Linked DNA regions of Homo sapiens: regions 1, 2 and 3 are each linked to region 4. A link is a contact called in ENCODE Hi-C or POLR2A ChIA-PET data. All regions are on one chromosome and are shown on one strand. The core of a region is the stretch at or near the end of the contact, and the rest is flanking DNA. Distances in the headings are between cores, read along the strand shown. Region 1 holds the start of LGALS3BP (galectin 3 binding protein). Region 2 holds the start of LINC01993 (long intergenic non-protein coding RNA 1993). Region 3 overlaps PGS1 (phosphatidylglycerophosphate synthase 1). Region 4 overlaps CYTH1 (cytohesin 1).

The links. Hi-C counts contacts between places; a loop is a spot of excess contacts on that map. ChIA-PET counts read pairs that join two places held with the same protein, here RNA polymerase II (POLR2A). Pooled maps may share reads with other maps.
Region 1: a pooled map of heart left ventricle shows a loop between it and region 4 (2.0-fold over the local background). The contact joins the promoter of LGALS3BP here to the enhancer-like site in region 4. A Hi-C loop is called at or near these places in 1 of 168 maps with a recorded cell type or tissue (uterus) and 6 of 50 pooled maps. POLR2A ChIA-PET finds 5 or more read pairs at or near these places in 2 of 52 experiments (H1 and activated CD4-positive, alpha-beta T cell).
Region 2: a loop to region 4 is called in a map of chondrocyte, with 2.6 times the contacts of the local background. The contact joins the promoter of LINC01993 here to the enhancer-like site in region 4. A Hi-C loop is called at or near these places in 1 of 168 maps with a recorded cell type or tissue (chondrocyte) and 5 of 50 pooled maps. POLR2A ChIA-PET finds 5 or more read pairs at or near these places in 1 of 52 experiments (GM10248).
Region 3: a loop to region 4 is called in a pooled map, with 5 times the contacts of the local background. The contact joins two enhancer-like sites. A Hi-C loop is called at or near these places in 7 of 50 pooled maps. POLR2A ChIA-PET finds 5 or more read pairs at or near these places in 4 of 52 experiments (Caco-2, Panc1, activated naive CD4-positive, alpha-beta T cell and 1 more).

What each region holds. Positions count from the first base shown.
Region 1 is chr17:78,977,685-78,981,423 of GRCh38, reverse strand. LGALS3BP (galectin 3 binding protein) reads left to right here and starts at 1,501. Exons shown (of 6, transcript NM_005567.4): 1 at 1,501-1,600. RefSeq lists an enhancer at 475-1,467.
Region 2 is chr17:78,277,129-78,280,885 of GRCh38, reverse strand. LINC01993 (long intergenic non-protein coding RNA 1993) reads left to right here and starts at 2,394. Exons shown (of 7, transcript NR_073178.1): 1 at 2,394-2,442. RefSeq lists enhancers at 1,861-2,694, 2,695-3,528.
Region 3 is chr17:78,418,229-78,421,963 of GRCh38, reverse strand. PGS1 (phosphatidylglycerophosphate synthase 1) reads right to left here. Exons shown (of 10, transcript NM_024419.5): 9 at 2,289-2,418. The coding sequence ends at 2,299. Among named protein-coding and RNA genes, the nearest start is that of PGS1, 41 kb to the right of the region's middle. RefSeq lists an enhancer at 1,688-2,372. Within about 2 kb of position 1,803, at least 5 of the 41 ENCODE cell types and tissues checked have a DNase peak (open chromatin) inside an H3K27ac peak, as active enhancers do.
Region 4 is chr17:78,704,870-78,708,349 of GRCh38, reverse strand. CYTH1 (cytohesin 1) reads left to right here. Exons shown (of 14, transcript NM_004762.6): 3 at 89-153. Among named protein-coding and RNA genes, the nearest start is that of SCAT1, 75 kb to the right of the region's middle. Within about 2 kb of position 1,974, at least 9 of the 41 ENCODE cell types and tissues checked have a DNase peak (open chromatin) inside an H3K27ac peak, as active enhancers do.

The sequences.
Region 1 (3,739 bases), core at 252-2,751, 270 kb before region 4:
GATGATGCTGGGGTTTCTGTGCACTCAGGCCCTTAATCCAGATGAGATTTTTTTAAACTCCCCACAGCCAGTTCTATTTCCAGCTGCACCTGCCCCTGGATCTTCACAGTTCCTCTGGAGGGGATTAGGCAAACCGTGCAGCTGCCTAAAACCTCACACCTTGAAGGAAATAGTCATTGAATGTCTGACCTCTGGGCTGGCTGTCTCGGACTCTAAGCTGCCAGGGAACCAGGGCCTTCCACCCAGTGGGACTGCCTGGGGGCTTTTAAATGCCCCTGCCTGTCCCCTACTCCCAGAGATGGTGACTTCCTGGGTCTAGGCATTAGGAGTTTGTAAAACTCCCTGATGATTCTTCTGTCCAGCCCAGGCTGAGAACCACTGGTCAGAGGCCTGGGCACATCCCAAGGCTCATCCAGAACCATGGGGTGCAAGTGACAGAAACAAGAGCGGCTGCTGATTGCCTCACTGAGCGGTGAAGCCCAGCCTTGACCATGGATTAGGCCAGCTGGACCCAGGAGCTCAGGCCGGAGGATGCCTGCTTCCCTCTGCTCTGCCCCACCGGCCCCAGCAGCCTGGGCCCACATCCTCTCAGTCAGAAGCTGGCTCTCACCGGCTGGCTGGGCTCACAGCCCCACCCTGAAACCAGCAGTGTGGCCCGGGGCCCCCGCAGGGCTCAGACAGCCAGGCCTTGGGTGGTTGAAGGCCAAGAGCTGGGGGCCCTCTGGGAACCACACAGCCGGGAATGGGAGGGGGTGCTCCCCAAGGGACAGTTGAGGTGCCGGCTTTCAGTGGGAGGAAAGGGAATGGGTATGAGCTGGACAGAGCCATTATGTCACCCAGAGAGGCTCTGTCCCCCGCCCCGCTGAGGGGGAGACAGTAGGAGAGTGGCCACAGGTCCAGCAGTGGCGAGCACAGGCTCTGGGGTCAGGTGTTGGAGCAGGGTCCAGCTCCTCCACTGGCCAGCTGCATACCTGGTTCTCAGTGCCTCCCTCCCCTGGGGACAGGGGACAGTGCCATGCAACCTTGTGGGGCACAGGCCCTCTGTGTGGTCAGCATGCCAAGAGCACAGAGAGGGTGGATTTGCACATAAGCAGCCCCCTGTGTGGTGTTCACCCAGCCAGCAACGTGCTAGACCCAGGAAAAGACTCGGAGCGCTCTGTCAGAGTCCACAGCCACACCACCAGGTGCAGACTGTCTGGGCCCAGAGCCTCTGCTTCTTCCCCTCCCGTCCACCAAACGCCAGCCCCTGACCAGCCTGGCGGCCTTTCCAACTGAGTGTGGCTGTTAGTCCTCTTGCAGGCCTTGCTCCAGCCAGACTCCCACCTTGGGCCTCTGCCAGCCTGGCACTGATAGCCACAGGCAGAGCTGAGACAAAAGAGAGGGGCCCTGGGGAGTATCAGCAGCAGCCAATCCCGGAAGACATCTATGTCAGGTGGTTTCTGGAAATCGAAAGTAGACTCTTTTCTGAAGCATTTCCTGGGATCAGCCTGACCACGCTCCATACTGGGAGAGGCTTCTGGGTCAAAGGACCAGTCTGCAGAGGGATCCTGTGGCTGGAAGCGAGGAGGCTCCACACGGCCGTTGCAGCTACCGCAGCCAGGTAAGCTCCTGCCTCTAGCTCTCAGGTGGGCACCCCTCTCAGTCTCTCTCTCTTTTTTATTTTTATTTTTTTTGAGACAGGGTCTCACTCTGTCACCCAGGCTGGAGTACAGTGATGCAATGTCCGCTCACTGCAGCCTCTGCCTCCTGGGTTCAAACGATTCTCCTGCCTCGGCCTCCCAAGTAGCTGGGATTACAGGCGCGTGCCACCACGCCCAGCTAATTTTTGTATTTTTAGTAGAGACAGGGTTTCGCCATCTTGGCCAGGCTGGTCTCAAACTCCTGACCTCTGGTGATCCACCCGCCTCGGCCTCCCAAAGTGTAGGGATTACAGGTGTGAGCCACCGCGCCCGGCCAGGGCACCCCTCTCTCTACACAGGCAAGTGGGGGTCATGCCTCCCTGTTTGCACATAGGCCTGGAGCTGGGGATCCAGGGCTCCTGAGTCCAGCAACAATCATTGCTGCTCCCAGGCCCACAGGGCCTCTGTGTACAGTTGGGCAGATTACTCACTGCACAAGGATACCAGCCAAAGGGCAAGTGGGTTAGAATTCAGCTTGGCCCTCTCTCAGACCTGTGCATTTGGCCTAGGCCTGCACCCACTCCAAGGAAGAGCACCTTTTTTTCTGATTTGCACGAAGGGGCCAACACAGGCAGCCGGGTCTCAACTGTATGAAGGAATCAGGCAAAAATAGCCGCTGCCACACAAAGGGCAGCGACGCCACCTGCCAGGTGCTTCGTTGCCCCCCCCCCTTTTTTTTTTGAGACAGAGTCTTGCTCTGTCACCCAGGCTGGAGTGCAGCGGCTCACTACAATCTCTGCCTGCCGGATTCAAGCAATTCTGTTGCCTCAGCCTCCTGAGTAGCTGGGACTACAGGTGCACACCACCATGCCCAGCTTATTATTATTATTATTTTGTATTTTTAGTAGAGCCGGGGTTTCACCATGTTGGCCAGGCTGGTCTTGAACTCCTGACCTCAAGTGATCCACCTGCCCCAGCCTCCCAAAGTTCTGGGATTACAGGCGTGAGCCATCGCGCCTGGCCAGTTGGCCATTTTTCCAAGGCCCTGAGTTACTCTCCCAGGACGGACAAACCTAGTGGCTGCAGCAGAGTGAAGTGGCTGGGGGCAGAAGTGGAGAGGGCGTCCACCCATACCGGCGTGCCTGGGACTGAGGGGTTTCCCAGGACACAGGGAAACTTCAGTGCTAAAACCAGCACAGTCCCCAGCACACAGGACAGGCGGTCACACCCTGGCCCCTTTAGCCATCTACTGACATTGACACAGGGAGGAGAGGTGGGCTCCCCCGAGCAGACCCCCTGCCTGTGGCTCACTGACTGTGGATGTGGAGCCCATTTGCCTCTCTGGGTGTCAGCTCATTCACTTGTAAGGTGAGGTGTAACTAAGGTGGTTCTCAGGGTCACGGTAAGGCCTCCAGTGGTGCCCGGGGAGCCCCGACAAGGGGTGGCTGCACAGTGCCAGCGAGCACGAGTCCCAGAGCAAAGCTGCTCACCAGCCAGTGCACCCAGCTCCCAGGGCGCTTGTTCATGCAGACTCCCATGCAGAGGGGCTAGGGCAAGGCCAGCCATGACTGCATTTCCGACAAGCTCTGGGGATGCCATTGCAGCCGTCCACCAGGCCCCCTCCAAGCAGCCTCAAGGTCACCAGGCCCAGACTCCCAGCCGGTGCCCACAGCAGTGCCACCCAGAGGCCTGCCCCAGGCTTGCTGAACTGAGGGGACAGTGTCAGGTATCACAGGATTCTTACCGAGCCAGAGAAACCATAACTGTCTCTCCATTGGCAGGGTGTGGGGGAGGGAGGCAGACGAAGACAAAAGCGTGGAAATTACACGGAGGCAAGAACACCAGGCCAGAAGGTGGAGACCCGGACCTCCCCAGTCCTGGCCTGAGTGTCAGTGTCTTGGGGATACTTCAGCATTTCCTCCCTGTTCTTCCCCCAGCCTGGCCCACCCTGGGCTGCAGCCCTGACCCTTTTCATCTATCTTCCCCATCGGAACACCACGGAGCCCCGATATATCTCCCTGCCACTTATCTCTGTCACCCCTCGCCCGGATTCTGTGCCCTCTCCTGACGAGTCCCCTCCCATCCACTCTCCAGGCTGCAGCCTCGTCTCTGCCTGCTGA
Region 2 (3,757 bases), core at 1,145-3,644, 430 kb after region 4:
AACAGCATTCCCAAAATACACTGTTGGGGCTCAGAAAATATGGCGCCTTGACAAGAAGGGGCCCCAAGGTCTCTCTGACCTACCTCCAGCCCCATGTCTTCCCAAAGCACAGGATGAGGCTGTTCTCGGACTTTCCTTAACTACCTAGAAACCAGACTGGCCAAGAGGAACACAATTGCCTTCCCTGAAATGTTATTAACCGGAGAAGATTAAAACTCACATCACAAAGGAAGAGGCTGCAATGAACCACCACACCTAGAGCCCAGACCAACTTCCTCCCAAACCATTGTCTGTTCTTTGGTCCTATTTGATTCCCAAAGAGAATTATTCACTAACCATTGTCTGAGCAAGGGGCCCATTCATTTCATTTCCCCCCAAAAATCATTGACTTTGCCTCAAAGAGGTGGTTTCCCACCACCTCTTCTCCCATGAGGAAGGGCATGGCAGGTTCTGGACCCCTCTGGATTACTGGGTAATCACGTCCGGGGAGTCCTGTGCTATGCAGTTACAGTAAATTTTGTGAGCCTTTTCTCCTATGAATCTGCCTTTTGTCCGCTGATTTTTCGGCGAAGCTTCAGAGGGCAAAGGGCAGCTTTCTCTTCCTAACCCAGAATCCGACCACTTCTCAGCCCTTCCACTGCCACCCCTGGCCGCAGCCCCTGGCATCTCCTGCCCGGGGAACTTGGTTCCCTCCGTGCTCTGCCTGTTTCCACCACAACCTCCCCAGGGCACCTGGGTTGATGTTGCAGGGCCCCCTCCCACTACATGGCCCCTGCACAGACCATACTCTTCCCAAGGCCCAGGGCTCCCTGTGCCTGGCTCCAGCCTCCTTATGGTTTCTGGAACATACACCGGTGTGTCCTCCTTGCTCATCCTGACTTGTCACCTGTATCTTTCTCTCCCTACTGGAGCCCTGCAAAGCAGGCATTTTCATCTGCTGGGATATCCCCAGCCCCTGGAACAGCCCAGGCTCATAATAGACACCGAGTTTGCAGAATAAGTGAATGAATGGGAGACTGAAGGAGTGAGCTTGCTTGTACACAACCACCTCTCAGAACACACATGCATCTGTCTGCACCGGTCTGTCATTTTGAATTCTGGGGCAGGGAGGAGTGCCATTGATTTGCTTCATTCATTCGCCTGGTGGTGTGTGTCCCTCCCTTTTGACTATAGCTTACCTGGCATGCACCTTCTTCCTCACTGCCCCAAGGCCTGACCTGGAGTCCGGCCTGCCATAGGCGCCCCTGCATTCCTGCTGATGACCAGAGGGCTTCAGTGGTCTTGCCTGGAGAGAGTGACCAGTTGTGGTTGGGTCTCATTTGCATGTGCTTTGCATAATGCTTTGCATAACCTCCTACAAGCCACATTGAGCAGGGAAGGTGGGGTGCAGAGAGGACTGGCCCTGGGGCCCCCTGAGAGCTGACCCCTGCAGCAGATGTTCTGGGGTTTGGGGCTCCTTGGGGACCAGCTCCACCTGGTGCCAGTCTCCCCAGGCCAGGTTAGGGGTGCAGATCTGGACACAGTGAGGGTGAGGGTACAGGCTTCCCTCGCCAGACGCGGCTTCTCCCTTCCTCTCCCTGGGAAAGGGGAGGCCTCACTGCAAGCCCCAGGAACCTGCCCCAAGGCCCTCCGAAGTTCAGGCCCTGCCTCCCTGCACTGAAGAGGCTGGGGTTGGGGGGCAAGTGTCACCCACGCCTCAGAGTGAGCCCTAGATCTGAGGAGAGACAAGATGGGGAGGAGGGGAAGGGGGTCAGCTCAGAGGGCAGCCCTGCCCACTCTGCCATGTCCCAGCTTTCAGACGTGGCTGAGAGGACATGAGATGCCCCGCTCCCCGGAGCGGGTCACAGAACTCGGGGTAAGTTTCTGGTCTGCCTACCTGGCAGATGCCCCTAGAGAGTGGCCTCCCCAACAGCACCGACCACCCCAGGGCAGGTGGGGAGCAGCGTCCCCCACCCCATGACCCCGGCCAGCCTGGCCACCCTGCTGGGCCACATGGTGCCACAGGTCAGCAGGGGTCTTCAGGCCATGTGAGGAAGGTGTCTGGGCTGGTGGCCAGGCTGGGTGGGAGGGGTGGGGGCAGGTGGAGCTGGGTGGGTGATTGGGTGACCTCGACCCCTCAGCAGGCTGCACCAACCCTGGCTGGAGCTGCCACTGGCCTCAGCTTCCCTTCTCAGCAACTGTGACCTCAAGCAGCTGCTGCACCTGTTGGGTGTGGGTGAGCCCGGCTCTTCTTTCCCTTCCAGGGGAGGAGTCAGCCCAGGAGTCAACTACGAGGTCGGGGAGGGGATTAAGGAGCTGAGAACAGGAGACAGCAGAGGGGACAGGCTGTCTTCAAGCACAGCTGGCACCTGGGGAAAGCCGCCTCCTCCCTCCCACTGCCCCCACCCCCGCTTGTTACTGGAAATGAGGAGAGCCTCCCAGGTCCCAGCAGAGCTGCTGCTGGTAAGTCCCTTCCCCAGCGGCCCCTCCACCCCTCACAGGCCCAGCTGTGCCAGCCCAGCCTGGGCCCTACTCCCGGCTCCTGCTTTAGGTGGTCTCCTGTGGCCTGAGGCCCTGGGGGTGGGCAGGGGTAGGCACCCAGGCCCAGAGGCTCTGCGCCTGTCTCCAGGCTTCCCTGCTGCCTGGGCTCTGTGGTGGGAGGCGGGGTTGCAGGTGAGGGGAGTCCTCCGTAATCAACCCCGGTTTATAGGAATTGGGGCCCCAGTGCCCAGACTCATGGGCCTCCAGGGGAGCAGGTGGGAGGCTCTGCCCAGCCCACCTCCCTCTGAGTATGGATCTGAGGTCACACACACCTGGCTGGAAGTGACTTATCCTGTGAACCTCAGCGTCCTTACCTGTAAAAGGTAACAAAATTCTCTCTTCCTCCAAGTGGCTGAGAAAGGTAGAAAAACAGAGTAAGAGCAGCTGGTCCCAGCCCCGTGAGCACCGGCCGGGACCCCTCGGGTGGGATCCCATCGTACCATCTCTGCCCATGATCCAAGGAGACCATTTCAGAGAGGCTGAACAACATGCCGGGCTCAGGGCACGGGGCAGGCTTTAGTTTTGCCACAGCCAGCCGGCTGGTGAGCAGGGGCGGGGCAGCCGTGGGCCTGGAGAGTGGGGGCGACTTCTTCCTACCCCCTCCCAGAAGGAGAAAGCCCACATTTTTAGGTACCACAGCAGCCCTTTTGGGCAACAGGCTTCCCCTTTTTTTTTTTTTTTGGAGACAGAGTCTTGCCCTGTCGCCCAGGCTGGAGTGCAGTGGTGTGATCTCGGCTGACTGCAACCTCCGCCTCCCAGGTTCAAGCAATTCTCCTGCCTCAGTCTCCCGAGTAGATGGGATTACGCCCACCACCATGCCCGGCTAATTTTTGTATTTTTAGTAGAGACGACAGGGTTCCACCATGTTGGCCAGACTGGTCTGGAACTCCTGACCTCAGATGATCCACCCACCTTGGCCTCCCAAAGTGCTGGGATTACAGGTGTGAGCCACTGTACCCGACCCTCTTTTTTTAAAAAAACCTTTTAAGTTCAGGGGTCCACGTGCAGGTTTGTTATATAGGTAAGCCCGTGACATTGGGGTTTGTTGTACAGATTATTTCAGCACGCAGGTACTAAGTCTAGTACGCATTAGTTATTTTTCCTGATCCTCTTCCTCCTCCCAGCCTCCACCCTCTGATAGGATCCAGGGTCGGCTGGTCTATTCTATGCAGATTCTTAGAAATATCAACTGAGACCGGGTGCGGTGGCTCATTCCTGTAATCCCAGCACTTTGGGA
Region 3 (3,735 bases), core at 554-3,053, 290 kb after region 4:
GAACACGACAGCCCCGCGCACCTAGAAAGCCGGGAGGACTGCGGCGGCCGCCGCCCGCCGCCCGCTGCTCTCTGTTGCTCCGGCTGCTTTGCAGAGTTAGGGAGGCTTGGTGTGGGGAGCTCCTCAGGGAGAACCTGCCTAGGACAGCCTCGAAGGTCATCAGCAGAGACAGAGGGAGCAGTGTGCGCTGCGGGAACGGCACTGCAGATAGATTGCTTAAGCCTGGCTGTGGCATAATGATATTTACTCTGGTCCCACAGAATCTGGAGGAATGCGAACTCTGTTTACCGAGAGCCTCTCTCCAAACAGAAACCCAGTGCCCCTGCACATTCCTTTGGCTCCTCCAGTCTAATTGTCCCACAGGACACCGTAATAACTAGTTGGAAGGCAAACAGTGTTAACTGATGTGATGTGCTGCTGTCCAGGGCACTGTGGCCAGGCCGCCGCTCCACCTATCCCCAGCCACTCAAACTGCAGGTCTGCCTGGTGCGGAAGCTGCAACTGTCCTTGTCTAAGACCAGGTGAGCCTATGCAACCTTTCAGACCCCATGAAGGGTGACAGTGACTCCTGCCAGCCCTCGGGAGGGAAAGGCGAGAAGCTGCTTCTAGAGAGGCAAAGTGCAGGGACTAAATCTAATCTCACTCCCCGAAAGGACAGGCTGCCATGCCCTGTAGCCCAGGAAGCTTCTCTCTGTGCAAGGGTCAAGCACCTGAAGATGATAAAGAGATCAGGCAGTGAGGTCACAAAAGCAGCTCCTGGAGACACTGGGGGATATGGAGAGCTGGCTTTATAAACACACATGACATGTATTCAAAATCCCCTGCTACTAGGTGACACAAAAATGTTTTAAGTAGATCCAATAAAAATAAAGTTCATTCTTCAAAAAATAAATTGCTAGGGAAAAAACAATCACAAGGTGTAGTCCTTAATTGGACTTCAAGTCAAATAATCGAAAAAATTAATTTTAAGGCAAGTGGAATTGTGAACACCATTTAGGTATTTGATGATACTAAGACATTCTTGGTAATTTTTGTTTCAGGAGTGACACTGGTGCTGTTTTGGTTAAGTACACATTTTGGGGGAAGACAGCAGGATATGCACGTTATTTAGAAATACGGACACGTGTGCACATCAGAAGAAACAAGCCAAGAGTGGCTGCCTGGGGGAAGGGAGGGCAGGAAATGGCCGCAGTATTGTTTTACTCTCTACATTTGCACACACTATTCAAATAAAATGAAAAGTAATTAAAATAACTAGGAAAAGCTGCAGATAAACTACACATTTTTAAACAATGAGACTTAGCAGAGCACTAAGGTGCCAGGCACTAAGGGAGCCCACGCTGCACACATGAGATGCCGGCACTAGCGCATGTGCCGGCCACATGGGTCCTGGCTCATCTTTGACTCCTCACCGTCCCTTCCCCACAAGCCACCATCCAAAGGCCCAGCCATCCAAAGCAACAGAACTACCCACAACATCCAGAACCAGAGAGCAGGGGCCTCGGGAGCCTGACCCCACCCGGAGTGCAGTCCAGGCCCTGAGGGATCCAGGACACAAAAGGTCACTCAGCAAAGACCCCACCTTTAATGGCAGCCACCCCCTGCCCGGACCTCTAGGCGTCAAGACAGTCCAGGGGTACCTCAGGTGACTGTGGGACCCCACTGGTGCCTCTGGTGAAGCGGCAGGCCCCTCCTGGGTGGGCAGAGCAGGTCCTGTTACTCAACTTCCAGAGTCTAGAAGGGCGCAGCTCTGTAACCGCAGCACAGGGATGTCAGCGAGGCGTCCAGGCAGCAGCCCACGGTCTGGCTCTACCGACGCCCCACCCTGTGCACTACAGCCGGCCAGGGCAGCAAGCCAGAGCCACTCTCACGAGCAAACGTGCTCCCCTCCTCCCACGTCTACATCTCCTGCACCAGTGTGCTCAGCTTGGAGGGGCTCAATCTGCCTTTCTGCCCCCTCATCCCTGAGCCCTTGCCCCAGGGCTTCTTCAGGACCCCCTGGGAAGGGAGAGCAGAAGGGGACTACAGGCTGCCACTGCCGACCCCAGCACAGGCGCCTTGGGACTTAGTGGAGTGGGTACCAGATGGAAAGTGAACAGACTGCCTAATTTAGCATCCAGCTTCTAACTTTGAGGACAGCTGCCATACCCCTGAAGATGCTGCTCTGTGTTTAACTGAGAAAGGGATCAAAGAGCCCTCTGGAAGCTCTGGTTGAGTCAGAACAACCACCTGCCCCACCTGTGAACTCTCGGGAAAATCGTGCTGAGAGGTGATGCTAGAGACAGCACCTGTCTGTCCTCAGAAGAAGTTCTTGATCAGTGGAGTCACCATCTTCACCCACAGCTTCACCTGGCGACTCGGCTGCTCGAAGGTGGCAGAGGACACCACACCTGACCTCAGGTAGAGCTGCTCTTGCTCCTGAGGAAGAGGAACAGACAGGAATAGTGAGGAGTCCCCTCCAGCACCACACCACATGGCCGGCTGGCCCCAGCCCAGCCCCTCAGGCCAGCCCAGAAAACCCTGACTTCCCATGTCTACCTGGCCCAGAGATTCCCAGGGTGCTCTGGTGGCAGGCAAGGCCAGGCCCTACAAGTTGCCACTGTCAAACATTCCTTAGAAAAGCTAAGAAGCCGTGTTCCTAAAGACTTTTAAGGGCTGGGCACAGTGGCTAAAGCCTATAATCCCAACACTTTTGGAGGCTGAGACAGGAGGATCGCTTGAGCTCAGGAGTCTGAGGCCACCCTGGGCAACACAGGGAAGACATCATCTCTATGAAAAAATTCTAAAAATTAGCCGGGTATGGTGGTGTGTGCCTGTAGCCCCAGCAACTTGGGAGGCTGAGGTAGGCAAGGGTTTCAGCCCGGGAGGTCAAAGCTGCATGAGCTGTGATGCTGCCACTGCAATCCAGCCTGGGTGGCAAAGTGAGACCTTGTCTCAAAAAAAAAACCCAAAAGGCTTTTAAGACCAAGACATGTAAAGGACTCTAAATTTCTTCAATTTAGAGTTGAAGAAATATAACTGGTGGAAAAAATATTTTAAATGTTCACCCTCACTAAACGAGGTAATGCATATTAAAATGAGGTATTTTTTAAATGAGACACAGTTTTTCTTCTATCAAATTGGCACAAAGCCAATTTGTGCCAATGACATCTGTGATGTCATTATCCCCCACACTGATGAACGCTTAGTGCTGAGGGCAAGGGGGACAAGTCATCCTCTAGAGTGAGCTCTGGCAACAGGTATCAAGAACCTTATAAAGCTCCCTTTGCAAGAGCTTACCCCAAGAAAATCACTATGCGCTAAGATTTTTATATACAGATATTTATCACAATATTTATAACAAGGAAAAACTGGAAACCACCTAAATGTCCAACAGTCAACTTATTAACAACTCATATGACAAACCAGCATTCACCACGAACTTATTAACAACTCATATGACAAACCAGTTTTCGCCATGAGAAGAGTGTTGACCTAATCATATGGGAAAGTGCCCAGAAATCGGCAGGCAAAGGAAGCTGGACACGAAATACACACACACGACAGAATCGTCATCTGATGCTTAAAGCTGTGCCTCCGTGCGCTGTACACAGAAGGCAGGCGGCCAATCATCACAATGGCTTCAGTGGTTTTCCCTACAGAAAGGGTTAGTTTCTTTCCGTTTTTCTTAATTTTTATAGTGAACACATGTTAATTTCATATTTAAAAACAGGTTTAAAAACATTTATATATGCG
Region 4 (3,480 bases), core at 725-3,224:
TGGTTGGAGGGAGTTATGTGAGATTTTAGAAGTTTTAATTTGATCTGCATCTGCCTTTCCTGCTGACTCTGGACTGTCTGTTTTATAGAGGCTGAAGGATGAGATAGCAGAAGTAGCTAATGAAATTGAAAACCTGGGATCCACAGAGGAAAGGTGAGTCTGCCCTGCTGCCAGGTGGCTTCTGTGGTTGTAATTCCTTAAAGCACCCAGGCCTTAATTATGCTTACGTGGCACATTGAAGGAAAAAGTCAGCTTTGTGTCTTTCTAATTCTAGCAAGCACATACACACCCATAATGTCTGCCTTCCATCCTTCACCGCAAGGCCTCCTGAACATAGGAGCTTCTTCCAGTGTTTAAAAAATTGAACTGGAGGCCGGGCGCGGTGGCTCACGGCTGTAATCCCAGCACTTTGGGAGGCCGAGGCAGGTGGATCACGAGGTCAAGAGATCGAGACCATCCTGGCCAACATGGTGAAACCCTGTCTCTACTCAAAATACAAAAATTAGACGGGTGTGGTGGTGCACACCTGTAGTCCCAGCTACTCGGGAGGCTGAGGCAGGAGAATTGCTTGAACCCGGGAGGTGGAGGTTGCAGTGAGCTGAGATCGCGCCACTGCACTCCAGCCTGGTGACAGAGCGAGACTCCGTCTCAAAAAAAAAAAAAAAAATTGAACTGGAGAACTTCAAAGGTCCCAGAAAGCCTTAAACTGCTCCTAAATTTTTATGTGAATTACTCCCCTCTGTTGTCCACTGTCGGTGTGCATTTTAAAGTTTCTGTTTTTCCTTTGTGTAAAGGAAAAGCTTAATGAATGCTGCTGATACGATTTCAAAGGGCTGGAGTGTCCAGTCATGTCTGAGGATAATCGTGAGCTTATTTGCACCTTCCTAATGCTTAAGGGAAGAAAATGTAGAAATGCGATGATAGTATAAAAGGACAAGGACTCTGCTTTTTTTTTTCCTTTTATTTTCATGAAATGTTAGTGACTTTGAGAGTTTAGTTTTGAATGGGGTTCCCAGACCGTTTTCTGACTGCTTAATGCAATAAATGAGCTGTTTCCAATTCACTACATGTCTGTATTTTTCTAAGCCTAAGTCTTCCTGTCTGGCTTCGTAGGACTGTTTGATTTGTTGTTTTAGACTCCTGTGGGCAGTGCCTTCAGGGTATAGTGAGGCTGAGTCCTCCACAGAAGGCAGCCAGCTCACCACGGCCAGTCTCTGTATTGTCCATTTGGTATTTTGGATTAGTTTCCCCTCTTTCCATTTTAAACACTCGTAGCTTAAATGAAACGGATACGTTGGACTTCATAAAAATTTAAAACTTCCGCTTTTGTAAAAGATAAAACTATTAAAAACTATTAAAAGAAATGAACAGGCAACAGATTAGAAGTAAATATTTGTAACAAATATATCTGAAAAAGGACTTGTATCTAGAATATATGATAGAAAGGCAGCCCAAATAAGAAAATGGGCAAAAAACTTGGACACTTTACAAAAGAAGCCATATGTGTAGTAGACACATGAAAAATGCTTAACATCATTAGTTGTAGGGGATGTAATTTAAAACCACCATGAAACGGTACTTCACATCCCCTATGATGGCTAGAATTAAAAAGACTGATGGTACCTCATGTTGGCAAGTGCTAGTGAGAATAAAATAATATAACCATTTGGGAAAGAAGTTTGGCAGTTTCATCAGCAATTCAACTCCTAGTTACTTAAGAGAAATGAAAACATGTCCATACAAAGACTTGTACAAGAATATCTATAGCATTCTTATATAAAATAACCAAAAGCTGGAAATACCCTGAATGGCTGCCAGCAGGTGACTGGATAAACAGGTCGAGGTAATAGACTATTACTCAGCAGTGTGAAGGAATGAACTGCTAGCGTGCAGCAGCACGGATGAATCTCACGAACATTGTGATGAGTGAAAGAAACTGTGGGCACCGTGTGCTTCCATGCGTGAGCATCTAGAACATGCAAACTAAGCTGTGCTAGTGTGCTAGCCGAAATCATGACAGTGCTGCCTCCGAGGTGGTTGCTGGGGCGGGGTGGGGTGGGGTTGACTAGGAAGGGCCATAGGGAACTTACAGGGATGGCAGGAATATTCTGTATTAATCTGAGTGGTGCTTCAAGGGTATATGCACTCATCAAAACAAATTGAACTGTGCACTTAAGGTGTGTGCATTTTGTTAAATGTAAATTTTACCTCGATCTTAAAAATGTAAAAAAAAATGGCTTTTTTCTGACTATAAAGGTAATACACCTTTACTGCAGAAAATTGGTAAAATACAGAAAAGTATAAAAAACAAATTTCTCATAAACACTTATCCCAGAGATAATCAGGATTCATATTTTGGTACGTTTCCTTTCTGTATATTCCGGTGTCTGCACACACATATTCAGAATTCAGTGTGCCCTTTGTTTTTCTCTTGATTAATTCTCTGTCAGTTACCATAGAACAGCAAGGAAACGCAGACACCAGGAACGTGAGTGCATCCAAAGTACTCAGCCAGTGAATTTGGGAAGACTTGTAACTCATGAACTGCATCTGAAGTTGTGAGTCAGGAAGTAGTCTTTAGGTTATTATTATTTTTTAATCTGGAACTTAAAATGGTTTTCCGGTATCGAAAGCGCCAAGACGGAAGTGATTCTGCACATCCCTGAGGATCCATCCATACGGGTACTCAGGCTCACCCTGCATTTGTTTCTCAAGCAGGCATTACATTTGCTCGGACTTTCTTATAGGAGAGAATTCATGTTTCTCATCGACGATCTGATGCATTTTGTAGGAATGATCCTAAATACTATTTAATCAAGCAGAAATAATATACTCATGTAGTACAGGATTTCACTTTCTGAAATGTATACGCGTCAGTTAACTAAGGCGATCCAGTAGCAGTAAGCTGTTTTCCTTTGGACACCTTAACTGGGGTGTCAGACCTGTGTAGGCTGGGGAAAGCCACTTAGAGAAGTAGCTGCCTAAGGCCTAGAGCTATAGGGGCTCCAAGTGGGGCAGATAGAGAAGTGAGCTGGCTAGCTAATGAAATTAGGGAGCCATCTCTGGTGTGTGTCCCAGGCAGTCATGTGGCACAGACTGTGACTGGCGGATATCTGGGAGTGTGCGTTCTGGTGGCTGCAGGAAAGCCTTTGGTGAGGACTGGACTGAGGCCCAGGAAGCTGAGCATTCCCAGGAGTTTCACCCCTTGCTTCTGTGGGCACCTCTGACGCTGCCTCACCACTTACACTGGAAACCATGAAACAGGCCTTCCTTGTGGTATTTGTTTGGAAATACTGATCAAAGTAATCTTCCTGGATTTAGAAAAAAATGATTAGACAATCATTTTAGTTAAATAGGAATTTCTAGATACCTGGTCATAACCCTTCATTCTGGCTGAAATTAAATGGTGTTTCCCCCATGACTTTGTTTCCTAAGGCAGCTGTTGACAGGGGAGCCCAGATTATCTTACACCTGGAAGTT